2 separate regions of the Homo sapiens genome follow, and region 2 is linked to region 1. Evidence: chromatin contacts called from ENCODE Hi-C data. All regions are on one chromosome and are shown on one strand. The core of a region is the stretch at or near the end of the contact, and the rest is flanking DNA. Distances in the headings are between cores, read along the strand shown. Region 1 holds the start of STAT5B (signal transducer and activator of transcription 5B). Region 2 holds the start of NBR1 (NBR1 autophagy cargo receptor).

Region 1 (2,700 bases), core at 24-2,523:
AGAGCTCGGGGTTGGTTGGCGCATCCATCCTGCTTCCTGCTTCCTTCTCTGGCCTCCAAGCTCCCTGAACCTACTCTGTGCAAAGCACTGTGCCAGGTGTTGGCCCAGAGTATGGGACTGCAGCAGTGGCCTGGGTAGCGGAGAAGGGTTTTTTGACCAGCTGGAGACCTTTGTGGCTGGTGTCATTCTGGAGGTGAAGAGAAGGCCGCTGGAAAGAGCTGCCCAGGGAGGACTATGGGAGAACTTGCAGCTCTGGGCCATCTCTGGACATGAACGTTTTGCATACACACAGGGGAGCTCTGTGTGTCTGAGTGGGGGCGGGAGGGGTCCTTCTCTCTCTTTTGGCCCCTGCAGCTTGGCTTCTGGAGCTTTCCTATGTCTTGCTTTAGTGCTAGCCCTTGGAGGGTTGCCAGGGAAACCGCTGGCCAGCTCCGGGAGATAGACGTAGCAGAGGAAAGGAGAGTGGGTGACTCAGCCTGGCTTCCCACAACCGCAACCCCCTCCTCAGCACGTGGAAAGGATCTGGGGGACCCCCTTCCCCTGGATCCTACAGATGACCCTGTTTATTCTTTCTTCTCTAGAGAGAGCAGTCCCTCCCGCAGCTCTGACTGGTGGGAGCCAGCCAGATTTTCCCAGGAAGGGAACCGGCCCCAGGCGCCCCGTCCCCCGTAGGTTCACCCTGGAACTCGGACAGGTGAATTCGGCCTGGGCGAATGTGAATTCCTGCCGTGCCCATGCAGGCGGCAGGAGCCCTGGCTGAGACGCCCTCCCGGGGGCAAACCCAGGATAATTATTGATCGGGGCCCCTGTGGACTTCTGACCTCGGCCTCGGCGGGAGAGGACCCGGAACGCGGGCCTGGGCTCCCAGGGAGAGAGGTGGGCGGGCCGCGGAGGGGGCCAACCAAAACGACCACGACAGTGCGCCCTAGCCCTGCTAGTGGTGGTCGACCCAACCCAAACAAAGCAGCATGTGCTTGCGGTGCGGCGTCGGCTAGGGAGCCGAGCCGGGAAGACACCCCACCGCCGCAGAAAGGGGGTGCGCGCGGCGCCGGCACCGGCACCGCCGAGCGCGCCGCCACCTCGGGTGTGCCGAGGGGGTCCGGGTCCTTCAAGGGCGGTCGCGGAGGGGGCGCGAGGGACAGCGGGCTAGCGAGCGCGCGCCGGGCGGAACCAGGAAGCGGGGCGCGCTCCGGGTTGCCAGCGGCGCGCGTCCCTGGGCCTCCGCGCGTGAGCGGCGCGCGCGCCCCCGCGGGCCCCGGCGGGAGGAGAGTCGGCGGCCGGAGCCGTCACCCCGGGCGGGGACCCAGCGCAGGCAACTCCGCGCGGCGGCCCGGCCGAGGGAGGGAGCGAGCGGGCGGGCGGGCAAGCCAGACAGCTGGGCCGGAGCAGCCGCGGGCGCCCGAGGGGCCGAGCGAGGTAGGAGCTGCGGGGCGAGCCCTGGGCCCGGGGCCGGGGGAGCCAGGCCGGGGAGCCAGCCCGGGCGGGGCCCGCGCTCCAGCCGCTCAGCCGCCCGTCAGGGCCGCGCCGCCGCCATCACTCCCGGGCCGCGGTGGTTGCGCGCTGGGCGAGGGGCGCGCGCGGGGAGAGGGGGTCCGGGTTGGCTGCCGGGGAGGCTGAGGGCAATGCGGGGTGCGCGAGGGGGACTTGCGAACGCCGCGGCGCCGCGGGGGGCGTGCGCTTTAAAGGCTGCGTGCGCGTGTGCTGAGTGGGTGTGTGGGGACCCCGCGCCGACCCCATAGGAGCTCAGGGGGCTGCTGTCAGCCGCCTCACACCTTCACGTTGCAATTCCGAATATCCCCAGCCGTCTTCCTTGCTTTAACTTCTTTCTTTCAAAAGAGGTTCCCGGGACTCCGGGGATGGGATGAGCCTGCGGGGGTGCCTGGTGCGGTGGGGGGTATTAGCAAAGCTTCAAGAAACAGGGCCTTATAAGGAATCAAGACAACAAATACGAACGTTTCGATAAGACTCTGGGGGGCGGGATCCCACATCAGGACCCGCCAGGCCTGGGCTCGTGCGTGTGGCCGTGGGATGCAGTGTGCTTTTTCTTTCTAGTCAGGGATAAAGGGTTAAAAGTGCTCCTGGTGTCGGGGGGTAGATATGGAGAGTCGGAAGGGGAGTTGTATCACAAAAGCTGGTCTGAGGCTAAAGGAATCTGGCAAGATGGTCGGGGTGAACAAAGAGGAAAGAACTCACACGGAGCAAGAGGCGGTTGCAAACACTTGTAGCCAGCAGTGATGGAAAAGCCAAAGAAGAAAACCAAGTGTCAGCTTTTAGAAAGACGGGATTAATGAAAAGCACAAGAATTTTAAAGACTAAAAGAGATACCGATTCTCTCTTTGCCAAAGAGCCAGAGTCAGTTCTTTTCTTCTTGGTCCCTGTGATCCCGCCATACCTCGTATCAAATAAATAGTGCCAAAAGTGGGTCAAAGAATGTTAGAGCTGGAAAGGAACCCAGCGATGATGCCATTCTTTTATTGTACAAATGAGGAAACTGAGGCCCAGATAGGTGGAGTAAGTGGCCTGCTCAGGTGACACGGCTGTTTGTTGAGTATCCAGGGATTGAAACTTCAAGGACTCTGAGATTCGTGCTCTTCCCAAAGCATCGTGCAGTATACAGATCTTTGCCTAGATACAATTCCATACATTTTCTCTGCAGTGTCCTCAGGGAATGCCCTTTGAAAGGGCCAGCGTGACACTGAA
Region 2 (2,700 bases), core at 12-2,511, 890 kb before region 1:
CTTTCCAACTTCAAGAAACACACTTCCCTACTTGTGAAGGAAATGAATCTTCCTCTCTTTTTCTCAAATTACACAATTGGAAATTTAGATACTCTGGAGCTCCTCCAGCTGGTGGGCCAACTAAGAGAAAACAGGAAGTGGGAGATTCTAGCTTGGCTGGACCATATCCAGGTCTTCATAAGGAACTCTCTTTGGCTGACATGTAAAAAAATTCTTTCAGCAGGAGCATTAATCTTAAACGTGTGTAAACACCAAAGCTATGGTTAACCCTATCTGCCCCTTAGGTCTACAGCCAGTAGAGTCAGATAGCTGGGTCTTAGGCCTTCAGCTTTCATAACTGGCATTATTGTAAGTCCATGCCACTGACTCACCTTTGCTTGGCACAAGTTAGCTTTTCCTCCACGTCGATTTTTTTTTCAGCCTCAACAAAATCCCTTTAATGAAACAGACCTGGCAACCTGAGCTTTGATTACTGTCTCCACCAGAGGCCTTTACAAGCCAAGTTATCCAGGCTTTAAAATGTGTGACCTGAGGCCGGGAGCGGTGGCTTATACCTGTAATCCCAGCACTTTGGGAGGCCAAGGCACGAGGATCGCTTGAGCTCAGCAGTTCAAGCCCAGCCTGGGTTGGTCTTTGAGAAAGCAAGACTCTGTCTCAAAAAAGTGTGGCCTGAAAGCTGAGTGTTTGACAAAAAGGAAAAACAGTGCCTTTCCAAAACCGAAGGTCCCTAACCAAGGAGATCTCTTTAAGGTCTCGAAAAAACGAGGATGGGATGAGAAGGATGTGTAAGTAGTGTCATTTTTTTACTTGCAGAGTTCATCCTAGTCTTCCAGTTTTCGTTTCCTAGCACTCCATGTTCCCAAGACAGTGTCACTACCCCGAGGGCTCTCTCATTTTCTTTGCCTAGGCCCTCATTCCACTGGGGAGTCGTGGCCTTCCATCAGTAGAAGCCGGATGTTCTGACCCACAGACTCTCCAACTCTCCGGCGCTTCTCGCCAACTCGGTCCCTCTGAACATGAAGGGCTCTCTCATCCTGTCACTAAAAAGATTAGCTGTCCCGAAACACGGAAAAAGTCGCCCCTCTTCTTTGCAGGATTCCTCCCTTGAACTTCCCCAAACCCTCTTAGCGTGACGTGACCCCACCCCTAGGTAACCGCAGCTGCTTCCTTACCAGCTTCCCGCCCCCGGGGGGCGCCTGCCGGAGGCCAATGCAAGGACCGTCCGCTACCGGCTCTGCCGCTATCCCTGTGGGGTGAATCTAACATGGCGGATAAAGACAGTAACTAGTCCCCTGTTTCTCCGAGTGTTCGCCAAGATGATTGGCTCTCACCACTTGTCCCTCAAAACGACCACGCCATTGATTGGTGGAGATTGCGTCGATGGGGCGGGGCAGAAGCAACCTGAACCCGAACAACAATAACAAACATTGAGGCTGAGGGGCGGAACTAGGAGTGCGCAGATGTGGGCCAGAGCGGATTTCCCCTTCCCCAGGCAAATTCGGCGCCCACTGCGTCCCCGCAGGCCACTGACCTTAGAGGACTACTTGCCCGAGACTCGTGGGGCTGGATGGGAATCGTAGTCTTCCTAGGAGTTGTAGGTATCTTTTTTTGGCCTAGTCTCTGCTCTCAAGATAGGAGAACATAACAACACTCCAATCCATTACTGTTGACATGTATAAGCCCGCGGAGGTCTCCAATCTATCCACTGGATTTCCGTGAGAATTGTGCCCGCTTTGGTATTGGATGTTCCTCTCCATAAGACTACAGTTTCCAAGGAACAGTGTGGCCAAGGCCTTTCGTTCCGCAATGCATGTTGGAAATAGTAGTTCTTTCCCTCCACCTCCCAACAATCCTTTTATTTACCTAAACTGGAGACCTCCATTAGGGCGGAAAGAGTGGGGTAATGGGACCTCTTCTTAAGACTGCTTTGGACACTATCTTACGCTGATATTCAGGCCTCAGGTGGCGATTCTGACCTTGGTACAGCAATTACTGTGACGTAATAAGCCGCAACTGGAAGCGTAGAGGCGAGAGGGCGGGCGCTTTACGGCGAACTCAGGTAGAATTCTTCCTTTTCCGTCTCTTTCTTTTTATGTCACCAGGGGAGGACTGGGTGGCCAACCCAGAGCCCCGAGAGATGCTAGGCTCTTTCTGTCCCGCCCTTCCTCTGACTGTGTCTTGATTTCCTATTCTGAGAGGCTATTGCTCAGCGGTTTCCGTGGCAACAGTAAAGCGTGGGAATTACAGATAAATTAAAACTGTGGAACCCCTTTCCTCGGCTGCCGCCAAGGTGTTCGGTCCTTCCGAGGAAGCTAAGGCCGCGTTGGGGTGAGACCCTCACTTCATCCGGTGAGTAGCACCGCGTCCGGCAGCCCCAGCCCCACACTCGCCCGCGCTATGGCCTCCGTCTCCCAGCTTGCCTGCATCTACTCTGCCCTCATTCTGCAGGACTATGAGGTGACCTTTACGGAGGATAAGATCAATGCCCTTATTAAAGCAGCCAGTGTAAATATTGAAACTTTTTGGCCTGGCTTGTTTGCAAAGGTCCTGGCCAACGTCAACATTGGGAGCCACATCTGCAGTGTAGAGGGGGGGAAAAAAACGTGACTGCGCGTCGTGAGCTCGCTGAGACGTTCTGGACGGGGGACAGGCCGTGGGGTTTCTCAGATAACTGGGCCCCTGGGCTCAGGAGGCCTGCAC

The links. Hi-C counts contacts between places; a loop is a spot of excess contacts on that map. Pooled maps may share reads with other maps.
Region 2: a pooled map shows a loop between it and region 1 (12-fold over the local background). The contact joins the promoter of NBR1 here to the promoter of STAT5B in region 1. A Hi-C loop is called at or near these places in 7 of 50 pooled maps.

What each region holds. Positions count from the first base shown.
Region 1 is chr17:42,274,964-42,277,663 of GRCh38, reverse strand. STAT5B (signal transducer and activator of transcription 5B) reads left to right here and starts at 1,273. Exons shown (of 19, transcript NM_012448.4): 1 at 1,273-1,416. RefSeq lists a silencer at 1,031-1,640.
Region 2 is chr17:43,169,775-43,172,474 of GRCh38, reverse strand. NBR1 (NBR1 autophagy cargo receptor) reads right to left here and starts at 1,261. Exons shown (of 21, transcript NM_005899.5): 1 at 1,173-1,261. It overlaps LOC101929767 (a long non-coding RNA gene), which reads left to right and starts at 2,072. Exons shown (of 2, transcript NR_110868.1): 1 at 2,072-2,349. LOC124900391 (a long non-coding RNA gene) reads left to right here and starts at 1,511. Exons shown (of 2, transcript XR_007065760.1): 1 at 1,511-2,059. It also overlaps a transcript of BRCA1 not described here and the pseudogene BRCA1P1. RefSeq lists enhancers at 1,121-1,230, 1,551-1,660, 1,911-1,960, 2,231-2,440.